4 separate regions of the Homo sapiens genome follow, and regions 1, 3 and 4 are each linked to region 2. A link is a loop called in an ENCODE intact Hi-C map of the cell type or tissue named here. Cell type or tissue: mammary epithelial cell. All regions are shown on one strand.

Evidence for each region. Hi-C counts contacts between places; a loop is a spot of excess contacts. Peaks named below come from ENCODE experiments on the same cell type or tissue, not always from the same donor. Only the 100,000 strongest peaks of a DNase experiment are listed, where the experiment ranks them.
Region 1: it touches region 2 in a loop (10-fold over the local background); 2 of 110 quality-filtered maps call a loop at or near these places.
Region 3: a loop joins it to region 2, with 23 times the contacts of the local background. A loop is called at or near these places in 55 of 110 quality-filtered maps.
Region 4: it touches region 2 in a loop (17-fold over the local background); 2 of 110 quality-filtered maps call a loop at or near these places.

Annotation. Positions count from the first base shown.
Region 1 is chrX:22,746,347-22,751,346 of GRCh38, reverse strand. The region is part of intron 3 of PTCHD1-AS (PTCHD1 and PHEX antisense RNA); the gene reads left to right. Among named protein-coding and RNA genes, the nearest start is that of DDX53, 250 kb to the left of the region's middle. In mammary epithelial cell, a CTCF peak has its summit at 2,733 (motif pointing right); no DNase peak of the experiment used is centred here.
Region 2 is chrX:23,899,162-23,904,161 of GRCh38, reverse strand. All of the region lies in intron 1 of APOO (apolipoprotein O), which reads left to right. Among named protein-coding and RNA genes, the nearest start is that of APOO, 6.3 kb to the left of the region's middle. In mammary epithelial cell, CTCF peaks have their summits at 1,511 (motif pointing right) and 2,135 (motif pointing right); DNase peaks (open chromatin) are centred at 1,521, 2,151, 2,931 and 3,581; H3K27ac peaks cover 2,807 bases.
Region 3 is chrX:23,754,271-23,759,270 of GRCh38, reverse strand. The region is part of intron 4 of SAT1-DT (SAT1 divergent transcript); the gene reads left to right. Among named protein-coding and RNA genes, the nearest start is that of ACOT9, 13 kb to the right of the region's middle. In mammary epithelial cell, a CTCF peak has its summit at 2,939 (motif pointing left); no DNase peak of the experiment used is centred here.
Region 4 is chrX:23,613,585-23,618,584 of GRCh38, reverse strand. No RefSeq gene overlaps it. Among named protein-coding and RNA genes, the nearest start is that of PRDX4, 51 kb to the left of the region's middle. In mammary epithelial cell, a CTCF peak has its summit at 2,024 (motif pointing right); no DNase peak of the experiment used is centred here; H3K27me3 peaks cover 292 bases.

The sequences.
Region 1 (5,000 bases), 1.2 Mb after region 2:
TGAATGACTTGATGCAGTAACGAGTGACTTCCCATTCTATTAGTTCACAGGAATGCTGGTTCTTAAAAAGAATCTGGCACCTCCCTCCCCTTTCTTGCTCCCTCTCTCTCCATGTGCCACTCCTGCTCCCTCTTCACTTTCCACTGAGAGTAAAATCTTCCTGAGGTCCTGACCAGAAGCAGATGCTGGCACCATGCTTTTTGTACAGCCCACAGAACTGTGAGCCAAGTAAATCTGTTTTCTTTATAAATTACCCAGCCTCAGATATTCCTTTATAGCAATGCAAAACAGACTAATACAAGAATTAAACCCCTAATTCATATTTCAAGAAGTAGTCTGTTTCAGGGGAACATTTTATAGGTAGAAATCTCTACCACTGTGGGCAGACTTGTATTTTTTAAACAAAAACAAATGATTATCAGCCTTAATTATACTCTGTTTTTTTTTTTTTGTTTTTTTTTTTTTTTGTTAAAGTTCTAATGAATGTTCTTTACCTGGTAATCATCAAGTCTAAGTGTAATATTAATTCCTGGAACAAGATCACTTGATAGAAATTTAAAAAAATTCGAGGTTACTTTAACTTCAATTTTACTTGTGAGGACAGGCCATTCTTAATGTTAAATCTTCATTCTCCGCTAAAGAATAGAGAACTTTTTTTTCCAGGAAGCCTTAATTGTTGAGTTCCATTTTCTGCTTTCTCATCGAATAACCATTTCCTACAATATATTATCTAAATTAAATAGTAACAAAAGTAATTTCCAACTATATAAGAGCTTCTCCTTTTTTGTAAAACACAATAAGCAGTTCTTTTAACTTTTATCTATCAAATGCCTACTGTGTGAAAAATTATAAGGTCCAGTGAGATAAATAATATGAATGTTTTGTAACCTGGTAATACTATTTGACATTTAAGTTAGATTGAGAAAAGAAGAAATAGTATTCAACAGATGCTATGGGTGCCTCATCCAGATTCCCTTTATCAGGCCAGGCCACCTACCCCCTAGCTTCTGTGGTGCTGAATGCTAACAGTTCACATTCACTTCTCCAGAGGATTGCCCCATTCACAAAAGTCTGGGAAGCTCTGCCTCCATTTCCCAGTGTGCTCCTTGGCAAAAGTCTTATCAATATGGAGATACAAAAGCCCACCTTGCTTGCTTTCTTTAACGTGGGAAAAACAGTGATACAGTTGATGCTCCAGAGCTCCCTGTGGGATCAGGCTAAGGCTAGTCTTCTAAAATCTTATCTTTGCTCGGCTCTTTCCCCTGCCCTGTCTTTCTAAACCCACTTCCTGACAGGTTTCTCCCGAAAACCCTCAGGAAATAACTTACAAAAAAATCCTTATCTCAGGCTCTCCTTTCAGGGAATCTGACTGAAGACAGAGTAGAAGCAGTGCTTTTACAAACTACTTTTTTTTTTTTATTCTATAGTAATTATATAATCACCAAACTATAGAGTTGCCAAAGGCCTTAGGATTTACCATCTTTGCCTGTTACATATGGGTAACGAGGCCCACTAAGTGGCTTTAGAAAAAGACAAAAAATAGTTTAGGACAGAACATAAACACAGGTCTGCTGATTTCCATCCCTGTGGCCTTCAAATGATTATTACAGTTAAGACTATGTACTTCCTTTTATGAATCCATGAATGAGGAGTAAGCCTTCTTATATAAATATACATAAATTTGTTTATTCAGCAAAGGATTATGAAACAAAGTCAAACCATTCAAATTTGCAATGTTTAGTAATACTCTGGAGAACCCATGTTATTAATTACTGGCAACATTTTGCCCCCTTTCGAAATAAATATTTTATTCCATCAGCCTCAGATTTTTAAATGTTTCTTCTTTTTCCTTTTTTTTTTTTTTTGAGATGGAGTCTCACATTGTCACCCGGGCTGGACTGCAATGGCGAGATCTCGGCTCACTGCAATCTCCGCCTCCTGGGTTCAAGTGATTCTCCTGCCTCAGCCTCCTGAGTAGCTGGGATTACAGGTGTGCACCACCACGCCCAGCGAATTTTTGTATTTTTAGTAGAGACGGGGGTTTCACTATGTTGGCCAGGCTGGTCTCGAACTCCTGATCTTGTGATCCACCCGCCTTGGCCTCCCAAAGTGCTGTGATTACAGGCGTGAACCACTGTGCCCAGCCTGTTTTTTCTAAAAATACCTCAGACTTATCTCCTACATATCGGGAAGATACTGAGTCCTATAGAAATTTAATTATCATGCAAAGCATGCCTACTTGTGTTCTAGTACACAACCTTTAGACTTTGTCCTTTTTCTGTGATCCTTTTTAAAACCACTTAAGAAAAACTGAAAATGTTGCCAATGTTAATACCTATTAACATCACATTTGCTTATTAAATAAGAAAAGTATGTGAGATAAAGCAGACAAAAGCAAGATGGTCAACCTTGTTAAGTACAGATACTGAAGGAGAAGCTTTTTATCTCCTATAAGGCAAAGTTGGCATGTTCAGCAGGCCCTCAGCATCCCCTGAAATGAACCCAGGTTGCATCTTATCATTCTGAGTGTTGGAGCGGCTGTTGATAATGCAATCTGTTATGGCAAGCTAATAGTTAAAGGCTAAATTGCTGCTCCTGTCCTTCTGTAAATGTGAGTGCCTAACTGGGGCCTTATGGAATCACAGACAGCTCTCCTAAGCTGACAGGTGAAGTGGCTTTAATAGTAGCCAGGGCCTAGAGAGGCCAACAAACTGTTTACACAGACTTGCCAGCAGGGGGAGCGCTTAAAAATATGCCTGCGCAAACTGCATCTGCCAGGGAAACACTTGCTTAATGCAGAGAAAATTAAGAGCAAGTGCTTTCCAATTTCAGGCAAAGCATATACATTCGTAAAGAGCCAGAAGAGCAAGTCAGAGTGGGCCAGTGAGTGCTAACGATGTAAGAAATCTTTGGCAGTTCTTATTCACAGAGCAGTGGCAGAGAATCAGAGAGACAATCTGGATATTCCCAGGATGTCCTGAGCTCCAGTTAAAGCATAGCTTTATTGATTGAACTGGATAGAAGGCGTCAGGAATTGAGGCTTTAAAATTGCTGACGTTTTGTAATTTCTCTTCAAGTAAAATTCCAAAATGATTGGATCTTCCATTTATGGAGTTTTCCTTCACTATCTATACACAGCCAAGTCAAAGCCCTTGTTTCTCCTTTTCCTTATCTCACACACTTAAGTGGTTTTTCTAACAAACCCTGAAGTTCATACTGTCAGATGTTGATGATAACACTTTAGGTTTCTGTGAACTGGGAATAGCAAGCATCACAGCAAAAATACAAATTCTGACAGTCTTATATAGCACAGAAGAATGATTACCCAGATATTAGCAGACAACATTTCAACATTTCCGAGTCTAATGGAATGAGATTTGGATGGAGGGTGGATATCAAAAATTAACAAGACCAAGTCAGGACTGATATACAATCTGGGAGAATCCTGAGTCCTATAGAAATTCAATGATTATGCAAAACATGTCCACGTTGCTAGGTTTTTATTATTTTGCACTTTGCTAAGTCATCGCTACGTTGAGACTGACCTCAAATCTAAAATTAACCGAGGTACACCACTTGTAAACCAATAAGATAATATGTGTTCACCCCAAGAAAAGATGATGATCTCTAGTGATTGATTAGCTGTTGCTTACTTGCTGCGAGTATGAAGTTGATACTGTCTAAACTCCCTTTTTCCCCTAGCATAGCATAAAGAATATCCTACAAAATTCATTCTGACCTGAAGTCCCATGATTCCTTCACGCGGATTCTTCTGAAAGAACAGACTATAGTGAGTTTAAGCAAGTATTTGTATGGGTGAAGTGTTTCTTTTAGGGATCACTCTTACATCTTGCAGTCTTTCAACTTTCTCTTGCTTCTCACTTCCCAGATATGAATATGTAAATGGACCAGAAAAGAGTGGGGTAGCTTTCTGACTTTATAACTTCACACTGAAGATAAAGGATAGATGCGTGATAGTATTTTCTCCTTAGATTGCCAACCATTTAAATGCCAAATCTTCTCCCATCTTAACTCATATGAGAATAATAAAAGTCATTTAAATGGAGGTTGCCATGTGTTCATTTATTCAAGAAAACTTTGTTGAACACTTAGTAAGTACAAGGCACCATATTAAGGTAGAAAGGTGAATAAGATAAGTACAGCTCTTTTCTTCATTGAGCTTATGGTCTAGCATCCTTACTAATTCAGTATCTAAAATAGCTAATCACTTGGGTTGTATAATTTAGCATCCATTAGAAGCACTCCAAGAGGCTTGGCTGGGGGGCATTTGTAGGTCACTCAAATGAAATGTTAACTCCTTCTAGGCTTTATTTAGCAAGTCAAACTTAACACCTTCAATATAGGCAATTAGGATCAAAAGGTGTTAAAGCACATTCAGGCACAAAGCCATCTATCAAATTAAATTACTTAATCTTTCAACTAGTTGCTTTTAAAGTAAATGACCCTCCAAAGTTAGTGGGCATTAGTGTGGCCTAATGTTCAAATGCAGTTTAAAATCTAAATGCTGATATTCTAAACAGATCACACTCACCCTCCCATGAAATGTATCCTTGATTTTAGACTTTTCCCCTTAAGAGATGTTTAAAAGTAGGTATCTCCTCTTTCTACAGAGAACAGGGCCATTTTTTTTAGAGTAGTCATCAGTGTGCCATTGTAAGTGGAAATTGTGCATTATGAACTGAACAATTCCAGGAATTCTATGTCTAACCTTGGGTTCTCCCAAAAGTATATCACGAGACAAGAAGTGGGTTCAGGTAGTTAATTATAAGAAGTGCATACAAGAAGGCAGGGGAAGTGAGACAGAGAAGGGAAAAATCCCTAAAAGAATTTTAATAAGCAGGTTATCTCAGTGGACTCCTAGGCCTCAGTCCTATTGAGGACCCTCTGAGCAACCATGTAGAACGTGCTTCAGAATAATTCCATCAGAGAACAAAGTAATATGAAATATTTATCTGCCAACTCTCAGCCATTATGGGTTG
Region 2 (5,000 bases):
TGCAACCAACAATGTCCATGACGGAGATATAAGCTAGATGAGATATGAGTTAGTTACATATCATGAGTCGTGTTCACTGATTTGGGCACTTTGGAAAGCTTTCATGATCCTTATACTTTAGGTTTACTGATGGAAGTGAAGGGTAGATTAACCTGGGTTGGTGACTGAGGGCCAAGTAAGTGGACACTATGATGGTTGATAAGCTTGACTATCAAGGGAAGGAGAGAGAATTTGGTAACTAGAAGGATATGTTCAGTCAAGATTCTAGAGAGAATACCTCAGCTGTGCAAGGGAGAGATATTCCCACCCGAGAGATGGAAGGAAAAGAAAGGTGCGAGAGATTGTAGACCAGTGGTTCTCCATAGAATGGTACGACTCAACAGAATGGTATGTTTTGGAAACTTGTGGGGTTGTTCTTTTTTTCTTTTTTCGTTTTTAACTTTGCAAAAATTATAACTGAAAATGGGGTTGTTCTTTATGTCTTTAGTTGTGTTGAACATTTACATACTGAAATATAATTCACATAAATCTTTCCTTTTTATTCACCTTTATGCTACCATCAGAGTATACTGATTTACTTTTTGGACTTATGCATGTAACTTAGTGATGAATTTTATTTCAGGATACCAGAAGAGTGTCAGAAAATATTTGTCATAAAATGGTGATGTTAGGTCTAGTAGTTGAGAACCAGTGCTTGTCAAACTTTAATGGGCATGTGACTCTTGTTAAAATGGATTCCAATTCAGTAGGTCTGGGATGCGGCCTCAAATGCTCCATTTTTTTTTTTTTTTCTAGATGGAGTCTCGCTCTATCACGCAGGCTTGAGTACAGTGGCGCAGTTTCTGCTCACTGCAACCTCCGCCTCCCGGGCTCAAGCAATTCCTCTGCCTCAGCCTCCTGAGTAGCTGGGATTGACAGGTGCGCGCCACCATGCCCAGCTAATTTTTTGTATCTTTAGTAGAGACGGGGCTTCACCATGCTGGCCAGGCTGGTCTCAAACTCCTGACCTTGTGATCCACCCGCCTCAGCCTCCCAAAGTGCTGGGATTACAGACGTGAGCCGCCGCACCCGGCCAGATTCTCCATTTTTTAACTAGTTCTATAGTTTTCGTTGGTCCCCTTTGACTAGCAAGAATTGAAGCCAATCGGTAGATGAATGGTTCTTGTGTTTTCGAGATGGATGGTCTTATGAACATGGTGGGATTTGGGAGAGGCACTGACCAAGGAACAAAAAGATAGGCCAGACCCTTTGAGGGCTCTGCTGAGAGCACTCCTGTATGTTTGTGCAGAGTGGGGATGGAGTAAACGGTAGGATTGATCGGGGTTTGGGAGTTAACAGCTTGGGTTAACTAGAACTGGAGGGCAAAGGAGTTAATAGTATAGGTGTTGGTAGTAAAAGTACAATGGTAGTAAAAGTGCAGTGTGTCTGACTAGTTATGTGCATATTAAGTACACATTGTACTTAAAATATATACTGCGATGTTTTGATATAGTTATTCATCTTCAGGTCACTAGGGGGCATTGGTGGATTAAAAAACACATTTGAAAAGCTGCCCAGTATTTGCATTCCATTGTAGGAAGCAGCTTTTCCTTGTGCTGCTGCAGGAAGTTTGAATATTGGATACATATACCCAGATTCACGTTATTAGATTTCCTTCATTACACAGATTTTATCCTAGTCCAACTATGGGCTGGGCATCATGCTGGACCCTGGTGGGTACAAGTGAAAAGACCCAGTTCTTATCTAGGAGAGAGGTCCCAAATCTGGCCACAAATCAGAATTATTCAAGGAGACAGTTTCCAAGCCCCTGCGCATGGTTCTGACTGACTTTTTAGTTGGCGTCCAGGAACTGCTAGTTTTGAAAAAGCCCCCCAAGGTGATTATGAAACTTTCATTTCAGAAGCTCACAATGCACTTACCAGCACAGACATTAAAGGTCCGTTAACGATGCAGTGGGTCTCAACCTTGACTGCATGTTAGAGCCACCTGGGGAGCTTTTAAAAGTCCCGATGCCCAGTCTAGAACCTATACCAATGACATCAAGAATCTCTAGGGGTAGGATTAGGCATCTAGTTTTTGGAGCAAGCAGCCAGCCTTGAGATCTACTGACTTAGAGGGAAGAGCAACAGCAGGGGGCATCAGAAGGCTTTATAGAGAAGAACATGCCTATGCTGATCTTTGGAGCTAGGCAGACAAGGTTGAAAGGGCCTTCCAAACAGAGAAGAAAAGCACATGCAAGGACACAGAAGTGTGAGAGTGTTCAGAACAGTGTTAAGACCTTGGGCTTCACTGTGTTCCTTGTGAGAGATACTAAAGTTTTCTGTAGCTGCTTCCTCATTTGTAAAACAAGGATGAGATGCTTACCAACCTCAAATTATTGTGTGGATTAAATTCATTCCTACGCAAAGCTTAGAACAGTGCTTGGCCCAAAGTAAGGGCTGAAGAAATGTGAGCTGTTACTTTTAGTTGGCATCTTGTAAGATGGCATCTTGTAACTACCTGTGTTACGGTGGTGCACGGTCTTGGGGCTCTCCAAAAGTATTTTTTATTTCAAAACTTGGTAGTCAGTTGGATGTGGTAGATGAGGGAGAAGGATAAATTAAGGTTTCTGCCCAGGCTTTTGACTTTTGACTGTGGGATCTATTCATTGAGGTGGGAACTATTCATTGAGGTGGGAAAGTGGAAGAAGGTTGAATTTGGTTTGAGGGGGAGGTGATGGTTTGGTTTTGAACAGGTTGGGCTTGCTGAAATATCTGGGCATTGGAAGGGGGAAATCAGTTGATGTAGAACCCCAGGGTATGGACTTTTCCTGCCACAGACGTGGGCTGGAAATTGGGAAATCATCAGCTGCTAACTGAAGCCTCCAGGGCAAGAAGGTGGCCTAGTGAAAACTGGTCTGTGTCACTTCCTTCCTCAAGGGCAAATAACATGACCTGTACTCAGAGCTCACCACACCAAGGAGCCTGAGTGAACATGTCCATGACTATGAGGTGTTATTACCTCACACATTCTTTGTGGCTTAGTGTAATACTTACATTGCCTGTCTTCCTGAAATTAATTTTCTTACCATGTTACTAGTATGTTACTAGAACTGCGCGGAGAATTACAATGCTAAATGGAAAAGGAAAATCATCTGTAAATTGGAAGAGTAATGTAACTTTTATACTTGAGCATTATTTTAAAAGCCACATATTTGGAAAGATAATGAAGGTTTTTTTTCCCTAACAGTTTAAGCATCTTCAAGGGAATTCTTCTTGAGGAATTATAGTAACTACATTTTTACTCACATAAATACATTTTTTATGTGCAGAATCAATTGGTTGTTTCTTTTTCCTTTCTTACCTTTCGAAGAAGTTAGACAGTGGATCACAGAGACGAAGAAAAAACTGCTCTGTAGCTCTGGATGCAATCTTTTCAGCCTCAGGTTCTAGTTGTGTTTCTGGCTGAGCGACCTTGTTGAGATTTCTTTTTTTTTTTTTTTTTTTTTGAGCCGGAGTCTTGCCCTGTCACCCAGGCTGGAGTGCACTGGCGCAGTCTTGGCTCTCCGCACCCTCCGCCTCCTGGGTTCAAGCCGGTCTCCTCCCTTAGCCTCCCAAGTAGCTGGGACTACAGGCATGCACCAGCACGCCTGGCCTAGTTTTTGTATTTTTATTAGAGATGGGGTTTCACCATGTTGGCCAGACTGGTCTTGAGCTCCTGACCTTAAGTGATCTGCCCTCCTTGGCCTCCCAAAGTGCTGGGATTACAGGCATGAGTCACCATGCCGGGCCAGTTGAGATTTCTTAATCTCTCAGCGTCCTCTGATCATGATCCTGTGGGGATAGTAGTATGTCCCTCTGTATCTCACAGGATTGTTGGGAGATTCAATTGAGATAATATGCGAAAAGAACCGTGAACTACAAAGCACTATATCAATGTAAGGTGTTTTCTGTTCCTCTTGTATCACATTTGTCCACTGAAGTAATCTATGCTTGCAGGTTAGCACTCTGGACTTAACAACTGTAAAACGTGAATTAACTTGGGTTATTTCACTTCTCATTTGGAAATGAATTCTGCTCAGGACACTGTAGCATTCTTCTATCTACTTCTGAAATGCAGATAGCCTCACAGTTGTAACTAACACTGGAAGAGGAGAAAGAAGAAGTAAAACGATACATTAAAAGAACGGAGAGATTAGAGGCACAGTGGAGGAGAAAAGTAGATGATGTACCAGACATTTATGATAAATGAATTGATTACCCCATGAGGCCTGTTGATATTTGTAGACTTTTATGACGTAAAGGTTTAATTTATAATCTATATGTATATGTGTTCCACACCCATGTCCTTTCTAGGCTAGACTGGAACTTCTTAGAGGCTAGGAAACGAACTTGCATATTTGTTTGTATTGTACATTTAAAATTAGATATATAAATGCATGTTATTAGGTGTGTAATAAATCTCAATAGCAAAGATATCTGTTTCAAAAAGTTTAGACTTATTTTTAATATGACAAGAAAGTACTAAGAGATCTTTAAAATAAAGGAATTGAAAGAGTGTATCAGTTGATTTTCCCCAATAATGCTTAAGTGGAATTTTACAGTTAGTTCATACAGCATGAAACTTTATATATTTTCAGGGACAAAAAAATCCTAGTCTAAAGTTATATTTTAGAATTTGGAAGTTATTTATTTTTCACTTTTGCTGAGTTTTTCCTAATTTTTGCATAGCCTCATGCCAGTTTTGTTAGAAAATTTAATCAGTGCCAATTTCTTAATGTGGTAGGTTTTTAAACTTATTTTCAGTGTTCACTAAAACTTGGAGAAGCAGGAATGTAGGGCAAGGGTCGTAGAGTTTTCAGTATGCTGAAAGCCTATGACTTTGATTGTTAAGCTATATTTTCCTGATACAGCTTTATGCATTATGGATAGTATAGTTGAATTTTAAGTGAATATTGTTTTAAAGGCACTTTAAGTGCAGTTATCCTTTGTCTTCCTATTTCTGGCTGTTTGAAGCAATGC
Region 3 (5,000 bases), 140 kb after region 2:
GGGTATTTACCTAAGACTGGAGTGCTGGGTCACAGGGTATACACGTATTCAACTTTGTGAAATGGTGCTAACTTGCTCTCCAAAGTGATCATACCAATTTACAACCTGTACTAGCAGTGAATGAGAATTCTTGGTGCTCTTTGTTATCACCAACAGTTGATATTTTCAGACCTTTTGGTTTTGCTTATCTGATGGGTATGAAATGGCATCTTATCATGGTTTAAATTTGATTAATGTGATAGTGATCTTTTCATATGTTTATTGGCCATATATTTTTCTTCTTCTGTAAAATGCTAACTTATAACTTTTGTCCTTTTTTTCTTTGAGACAGTCTTCCTCTGTTGCCCAGGCTGGAGTGTAGTGGCGTGATCTCAGCTCCCTGCGACCTCTGCCTCCCGGGTTCAAGTGATTCTCCTGCCTCAGCCTCCCCAGTAGCTGGGATTACAGGCACCCGCCACCACGCCTGGCTAATTTTTTTGTATTTTTAGTAGAGATGGGGTTTCACCAAGTTGACCAGGCTCGTCTTGAACTCCTGAGCTCAGGTGATCTGCCTGCTTTGGCCTCCCAAAGTGCTGGGATTACAGATGTGAGCCACCATGCTGGGCTGACTTTTGTCCATTTTTGATTGACTTGTTTTTCTTTTTCTTATGCATTTGTAGTAGCCCTTTTATATAATTCATTATTCTAATCCCTCCCCTTTTGCTATTTTTGTTACAGACATGTACTGAATCTGTGGCTAGGATACTTTTTTGTCAATAGTGTCTTTGGTCACATGGAAGTCTTTCAATTTAAAGTAGTCAAGTTTGGCCAGGTGCAGTGGCTCATGCCTGTAATCGCAGCACTTGGAAGGCCGAGGTGGGAGGATCCCTTGAGTCCAGGAGTTTGAGACCAGCCTGGGCAACATGGCAGATCCTATCTCTACTAAAAATTAAAAAAATTAGTTGGGCACGGTGGTGCACACATGTGGTCCCAGCTACTCAGCAGGCTGAGGTGGGAGGATTCCTTGAGTCCAGTAAGTTGAGGATGCAGTGAGCTGTGATAGTGCCACTGCACTCCAACCTGGGCAATAGAGTGAGACCCTGTCTCAAAAAAAAAAAGTCAAATTTATCAATGCATTTTTAACTGAGACTATGTTATTGGGTACAAGCAAGTTCAAAGTTTTTATACTAATATTTTCATGGTGAATTTTTCCTTTTATCATGTTTGTGCCTCTTTATCTTTAGAGTGGTTTTTTATATTATTTATTTTTTATTTATTTTGTTCTATTTTATTTATGTATTTTTTTTTTTGAGATGGAGTTTTGCTCTTTTTGCCCTGGCTGGAGTGCAATGGCACGATCTCAGCTCACTGCAACCTCCACCTCCCTGGTTCAAGCGATTCTCCTGCCTCAGCCTCTCAAGTAGCTGAGATTACAGGCACATGCCACCATGCCTGGCTTATTTTGTATTTTTAGTAGAGATGGGGTTTCACCATGTTGGCCAGGCTGGTCTTGAACTCCTGACCTCAGGTGATCTCATCTTGGCCTCCTAAAGTGCTGGGATTACAGGCGTGAGCCACCGCGCCCAGCCAGTTTTATATTTTTAAATTTTATATGTTATTGTTTATTTATTTATTTATTTTTTTGAGAAAGGGTCTTGCTCTGTCACCCAGGCTGGAGTGCAGTGGTGTGATCACAGCTCACTGCAGCCTTGATCTCCTGGGCACAAGTGATCCTCTGCCTTAGCCTCCCGAGTAGCTGGGACTACAGGCGCATACCATCACCCTGGCTAATTAATACAGCTTTATTTATTTATTTATTTATTTATTTATTTATTTATTGAGGTGGAGTCTCACACTGTTGCCCAGACTGGAGTGTAGTGCTGCCATCTCCGCTCACTGCAACCTCCGCCTCCCGGGTTCCAGCGATTCTCCTGCCTCAGCCTCTTGAGTAGCTGGGATTACAGGCGCCCGCCACTACGCCCGACTAAGTTTTTGTATTTTTAGTAGAGATGGGGTTTCACTATGTTGGCCAGGCTGGTCTTGAATTCCTGACCTCGTGATCTTCCTGCCTCGGCCTCCCAAAGTGCTGGGATTACAGGAGTGAGCCACCGTGCCCAGCCAATACAGCTTTATTTTTGTAAGTATTTACCTGATAAGCGTTTTTCCTAATCTTTACTTTCAGTCTTACTGTATCTTCATGTCAGTGTCATATCAAGGACAAGACAGCAGAAATGGTCCACTCCAGTTGCAGATAGTAAAGACCCTGTAGCTCCAGCATCAGCTCACCTTTCTGGTTTTGAATTTCATGCTTATTACCATCCTGTCATCACCTACTGTTTCCATGGTAGACGGGACTAAGAGATGGGTAAGAATGATACATGTGTAAGGATGTAACCAATAAATGACACAGACTCACATCCACCTGAAAGGGCACAATGAAATAGTAGTAAGAAGTCCAGAATCTATTTTTGCCAAAGTACAGTGGAAAGAAGTGGAAATACAGTTTCCTTATTTATTGGCTTTAGGTGGAAAAGAGTCCTAGATTACAAAAATTAAATGCAGACATAGGCTTCTGAGATGACAATTTTCAAGTCATTTTATTTGCAATATGGTGGGGAGCCCGTCAATTAAGTTAGAACTATCTGTCATTCATTACTTTATAATTTACCAGAGTAAAAATAAATTAGAATACATTTGTCCCCATGGGGAGACAAACCAAAAGGGAGAAATCTTGTCTGAAGGCTTGGAAAATGCTGAATATGTACATGAAAGGGGAACTTGAATACTACAATTTGAGGCCCTGTGATCATCTAGGTTTCTAGATGATGTCTCATTTCCAAGTTTGAGTCCTGTGACTGCAGAGTCCCCTGATTCCACCAGTGACTGCTGTTATCAATGACTGGGGTCATGAACCTACTTTCAGATCTACCCCATTATCGGGTTTTCGTGACAAGTCTCGGGTGCAGGACTGCGCCCTCTGGTGGAGAAGGACACAACTAATTACACATCTGATAATAGCCAGTACTTCCTTTTTTTTTTTTTTTTGCCATTACTTTCAGTGGCAAAAACTGCAATTACTTTTGCACCAACCTAATGTTTGGTAAATGTGTGCTAGCCATCAATTGCTGGCCATTTGACTTTTTGGAGAGTTACTTAATGTCTCTAAACCACAATTTCCTTATCTATAAGATGGTAATACTGACCTCATACAGTTGTTGTGAGTATTAAATAAGATTAGTGCTTATTTAAGGAATTAGTGCTCAATAAACCATACTATCCATACTATTATTTGGTCACTTTTTTTTTTTGGACGGAATCTTGCTCTGTCACCTAGGCTGGAGTGCAGTGGCACAATCTCGGCTCACTGCAACCTCTACCTCTCAGGTTCAAGCAATTCTCATGCCTCAGCCTCCCAAATAGCTGGGACTACAGGCGTGTGCCACCACACTTAGCTAAGTTTTGTATTTTTAGTAGAGATGGGGTTTCATCCTGTTGGCCAGGCTGGTCTCGAACTCCTGACCTCAAGTGATCTGCCCACCTCGGCCCCCCAAAGTGCTGGGATTACAGGCATAAGATACTGTGCCTGGCCCAATCCTGTAATTTTTACCCTGGCAGATTTTTACTAATTATGTTAAACAACAATACAGAAATTCAATAGGAACCCCTTTTAAAAATACCAACTAGTGCCTGGGCGCGCATGGTGGCTGATACCTGTAATCCCAGCACTTTGGGAGTTTGAGGCGTGTGGATCACTTGAGGTCAGGAGTTCGAGACCAGCCTGACCAATATGGTAAAACCCCATCTCTACTAAAAATACAAAAATTAGCTGGGCTTGGTGGCAGGCGCCTGCAATTCCCAGCTACTTGGGAGGCCGAAGCAGGAGAATCGCTTGAACTCAGGAGCCGGAGGTTGCAGTGAGCCGAGATTGTGCCATTCCACTCCAGCCTGGGCAACAAGAGCGCAACTCCGTCTCAAAACAACAACAACAACAACAACAACAAAACAAACCGACTAGTGAGGGTTGCTTCTGGTGATATTCTTTTATGACTTTGCTGAACCCAAATGTAACCAGCCCTATTACCTTTCACTTGAAAAATTCATTACTTTTAACCAAAAGGCCTTGGGACTAACCCACTCATCAGCAATGGAGGATTCCAACATTGGTGCCTTCAACTGTCAGTATTTTTCTTGTATTCTGACTTCTTCTTGCCTAGTGGTTCACGAGTTAGATATCTAAGTCCTGGAACAGGACAGAAAGGTACATCAGGGGCTGGCACTCTGGTGGGAGGTGATATATGGACCTATGGTCCCTGCTCTGATGAAATCCAACAATTTCTTTGTGTGTGGGAGGGGTAAGGGAAATCAGATAAATCTGTCTTCTAGCTGAATAGGAGGGCTATCACTCAAAATGAACTCTGACCTCTTCGTTAGTCCAAGCTCTTGGCTCTTGATCTCACTGGTCAATCCAACCATGAATCAGGGCCAAGATTAAGAATAGGCAAGTGAGACACTCACCTGTGCAGAATTTAAAGGGGTGAAAACCCCAATAATCAAGATAAATAATATTTCAATGGAATATTAGAAAAATCAAATTTGCATTCAAGGCAAATGCCTCACTTGCCACACCCTGGTCCTGACCCTGGCCCTGCTTGATATAACTGCTTCTATAATTAGTCACAAGTGAAGGGAAGTAAGTAGTGAGGTCAGTTATAGGCTGGGCATCAGACATCAGTAACAATCAGGGATTGATCAATCCTCAATCTCCCAAGTGCCATGGGAGGCAAGGAGTTGAGATGACCGTGGAATAGAGGATTGGGGTGGGAGGGTATGGAATAATATGCACCTGTTCTGCACATCTGCTAACATTTACCCAATGTCTGGACTGAGAAGCGGAGTTATTTTTTCTCATTACAATGTTGGGGTGGACATCCTCCCCCAGGCACGTGGAATGGCATATGGCAGCATCCTGCATTCGTGTTTGCAGAATACATGTCTGAAACAGCCTTGGAGGACTACTACTC
Region 4 (5,000 bases), 290 kb after region 2:
ACCTTTGATTTTACCACAGCTTCTGGAATCATGTCAATTGGAACTCACTATACTGGGGAGCCCTGCAGATTGATGGACACCAGTTTTTGCATTTGTACTCGATTTTTCCATCGTAATGTGACATGGTGGGATTTAGATGTTTTCTTTCATAATTTTGAAGGCCTTATAAAATACTAGAAATATATGTTTGTGGATAGCTGAGAAGTCATAATGTTTCATAATCTCTTGCCTCATGGTATCCTTAGTACACACCTATATGACTCTCCTGCGGTCCTCACTATGACTTCTGGGTTATCATAAACCTTGGAGCATAGTCAGATTGGAATTTTATCACTGTTTGTTCATTAGAATTCCTGTTGAAATATGTCAACTGGGTCAAAAGAAAGTAGTTTATTATTTTTCTTTTTCCCTGTGAAAACTGGCTTAGAGACCTGTTCTTTCCATGTTTGGGAAGAAAGCTAAGGTGGGTCCCATAGTTTTTCTGGTTATTCTTACATAGCGAAGTGTCCTGAGCCACTTTCAACTGTAAGAAACCTGCCTATTTCAGTATAATAATCAAAACCTCAATTCATGAATCTTGGGGACTGATCTTTCAGCCCCAGGTGCATATGTTCTTTCTGCATCTGCACCCCAGTTGACTGCTCATTCTCTTTCCCCTGATGAGATCCCCACAGTGGGAAAGACTTAGGGAGAAGAACACACACTGGCATATTTGGCAAAGACATAGTATGATCTGGGGGCTCTGAGATATGGAGGAAATCACGAACTGATGATGTTAGGAAGCACTTTTCCTTTCTTCAGATACCTCAGATTTTATATTCCTGCCACATGCAATGCCTTCACTGTGACTTATCACTTAGAGTCCTTCTCAATCCCAAGGACTTTGTGAGCTCTAATTCTGTTGGGGTCTTTCTTCCTCTGCAGGCAGTTCTCTTGAGTGGCTTCCTTATGAAGTACTTATCAGGCCTCTCTTTTTCCCAGGATGACATGTTGACCCTGGAAATCAACATCCTTCTTTTGTAATTGGTGGAATTGCTTGTTCTCTCACAAGTCGTACTCTTAGTGTCCCCTTTCCAGGAATATCTCCAGCCACAGCCTCTTGATTTTCACTGTGTGAGTCAGACACTAGTTCCTGTGTCTCTCAACCTTCATGGGCATCAGTCAGGCTTTCTGAAGCTCTTTGTCAATGGTTTGTGGCAAAGGGGCACAAACCATTGACCCTCCCTCATGAATATAGGCAGAATGTCCAGCACACTGACAAAACTCTAAAAATTCTTTTTCTCTCTCTTCTACCTCAACTATTTTATATTTCTGACATGGCTTAATGGGCTAATGCTGGCAGAAACTCGTTCTATTTATTTGCTAGGTGGTCGGCAGCTCACTTTAGAATACAGGAGTTTTTTTTTTTTGAGACAGAGTCTCAGATTGTTACCCAGGCTGGAGTGCAGTGGCAAGAATATGGGAATATTTGATATGTCTTGCCCTTTGGAAACTGTATTGATTTTCTAGAGTTGCCATAAGAAAGTACCAAAATGTGGAGGCTTAAACAACAGAAATTTTTTGTTTCACACATCTAGGCCTAGAAATCCCCTGAAATTCAATGAAAATGTTGGCAATATTGGTTGTAAGGGAATTCAGGGAAGGTTGTGAGGGAATAATCTGTTCCAGGCCTCTTTCCTTGGCTTGTAGTTGACTGTCTATATGTTCACATGTGTTTTCCATATATATGTGCCTGTGTCCAGATTGATTCTTCTTATAAGGACACTGGTCATGTTGGATTAGGGCTACTTTAGTGACCTCATTTTAACTTGACTACATCTTTAAAACCCTTTCTCCAAATAAGGATACATTCTGAGGAACTGGTTGCTAAGGATGAACATATGAGCTTCTTCTTTTTGGTAGGGGGTACATAATTCAATCCATAACAGAGCTTCTGCCGAGTTTCTTTCCTGAGAGGGTATGTATTCAACATCTTATTTATTAGTGCAGGCTTTCAGGAACGTGCCTTTACTCTGAGTGGCCACAAGAGGGATCCTAGTCCCTAGGATTTTGTAATGTATCCCTCCGTTGTGTGCTCCCTTTTCTTAAAAGAACCCCTCTTAAAAAAAAAATACAACTTTATTTATTTTATTTTTAAAATATAATTTTAACTTTTATTTTAGATTTAGGGGGTACATGTGCAGGTTTCTTACATGGATATATTGCGTGATGCCGAGGTTTGAGGTATGATTGATCCTGTCACCCAGGTAGTGAGCATGGTACCCAATAATTAGTTTTTAAACCCTTGCCCTGCTTCCCTACTTCTAATAGTCCCCATTGTCTATTGTTGTCATCTTTATGTCCGTGTATACCCAATGTTTAGCTCCCAATTATAAGTGAGAACATGTGGTATTTGGGTTTCCATTTCTACGTTAATTCACTTAGGATAATGGCCTCCAGCTACATCCATGTTGTTGCAAAAGACATGATTTTGTTATTTTTTATGGCTGCATAGTATTCCATGTGTATGTATACCACATTTTCTTTTTCCAGTCTACTGTTGATGGGCACAGAGGTTGATTCCATGTTTTTGCTGTTGTGAATAGTGCTGTGATGATCATGCAAGTGCCCTTGTCTTTTTAGTAGAATGATTTATTTTCCTTTGGATATATACCCAGTAATTGGATTGCTGGGTCAAATGGTAGCCCTGTTTTAAGTTCTTTGAGAAATCTTCAAGCCTCTTTTCTTTGGATTGTTTGTAACTGAAAGAATAAATGCTTGAGGGGGTGAAGAAAAAAGAATACTCTTAGACTTTGCTTCATGTTTGGATTCACTGACAGTGATACCAGGTTTACAGGAAAAAAGTACTCATCTTGGGAAGCTACCTGGGATGTCTGCTGGACCATTTATGCCCTGTATAATAGGTAGCAGGTACTATTGAAAGATGGCTTGGATTCTTAAATAATATATTGAAAAAGAGGTATAGACTACTAATGATCAGCTCCCAGTGGAACACCTGGTTAAGAAAGTCAGATTGGGCTTGAGTTCCTTCTGGTAATTTGCTAGAAGGTTACCTTCCATTTAATTAGAATGTTTGATTATGTATTTTTGGAAGAAGGGAGAACCAGACTCATGATGAGAACCAGATTCATGATGGTAGAGAATATGCATACCACATTGACAATTATCACTTAAACATTTTATATTCTTTCCAATGAAACTTTTTTTTTTTTAACCTTTGGCCATAAGATAATGCCAGCAGAACCAGTTATGGTCTTTTTCTTTGCAAGATGGCCTGTCTCCTCAATGTACAATATAGTTATACTGGGCATTTAATGATTCACCCTTTGGATCTTTGTCATATCTCTTGCATGACAGGATATGTTGCTTTCAACATCCTGTTCAATGCAGATGTTTAAGAAGGTGTCTGACTAACTGAATCTTCAGTCACTACTCTTTTTAAATTTGTGCAAATTTATGGGATACATGGGAAATTTAACCATTATATATTATGCATACTAATAAAGTCAGGGTATTTAAGGTGTCCATCACTCAAGTACAATACATTTTGTAAAGTATAGTTATCCTACTTTGCTACCAAGCACTGAATTTATTCCTTCTATCTTTTTTTTTTTTTTTTTTGAGGTGGAGTCTCGCTTTGTAGCCCAGGCTGGAGTGCAATGGCGCGACTTGGCTCACTGCAACCTCGGCCTCCCGGGTTCAAGCAATTCTCCTGCCTCAGCCTCCCGAGTAGCTGAGATTACAGGCATGCGCCACCACACCTGGCCAATTTTGTATTTTTAGTAGAGACGGGTTTTCACCATATTGGCCAGGCTGGTCTCAAACTCCTGACCTTGTGATCTGACTGCTTCGGCCTCCCAAAGTGCTGGGATTACAGGTGTGAGCCACTGCACCTGGCCTCCTTCCATCTTATTGTATGTTTGTACCCTTTAACCCAATTCTCTTCATCCTCCTCTCTTCCCTCCATTCATCCTTCTTAGTCTCTGTTATCTATTTTTCCACTCTATACCTCCATGTATTCAAATTTTTTAGCTCCCACATGTAAATGAGAACATGTGATATTTGGCTTTTTTCCCCTGGCTTATTTCACTTAAGATAATGACCTCTAGTTCCATCCGTGTTGCTACAAATGACATAATTTAATTTTTTAATGACTGAATAATATTCCATTGTGTATATATAACACATTTTATTTATCAGTTTATCCACCGGTGGACACTTAAGGTGATTCCATATCTTTGCTATTGGATAGTGCTACGATAAACATGCACATACAGGTATGTACACGTATCTCTTTGATACATTGATTTCTTTTCCTTTGGGTAGATATGCAGTAGTGGGATTGTTGGATTAAATGGTAATTCTATCATTAGTTTTTTTGAGAAATCTGCATACTGTTTTCCACAGTGGCTGTACTAGTTTACATTCCCACCAAAAGCATATAAGTGTTCCATTTTCTCTGCATCTTTGCCAACATCTGTTTTTTTGTATGTGTCTTTTTATTAATGGCCACTCCGACTGGGATAAGATAATCTCTCATTGTAGTTTTGTGATATGGTTTGGCTGTGTACCCCACCCAAATCTCATCTTGAATTCCCACATGTTGTGGGATGGACCTGGTGGGAGGTAATTGAATCATGGGGACAGATCTTTCCTGTGCTGTTCTCATGATAGTGTATAAGTCTCACAAGATCTGATGGTTTTGAAAAACGGAAGTCTCCCTGCACAAGCTCTCTCTTTGCCTGCTGCCACCTATGTAAGACGGGACTTGCTCCTCCTTGCCTTCCACCACGATTATGAGGCTTTCCAGCCACTTGGAACTGCCTCAACCACGCGGAACAATTTACAAAATTTACGTGGCTTCCCCAGCCATGTGGAACTTTCCCAGCCACATGGAACAATTTACAAAAGAGGTTTAAGTCCAAGTAAACCTCTTTTGTAAATTGCCCAGTCTTTGGTATGTCTTCTTTTTTTTTTGAGATGGAATCTCATTGTGTCGC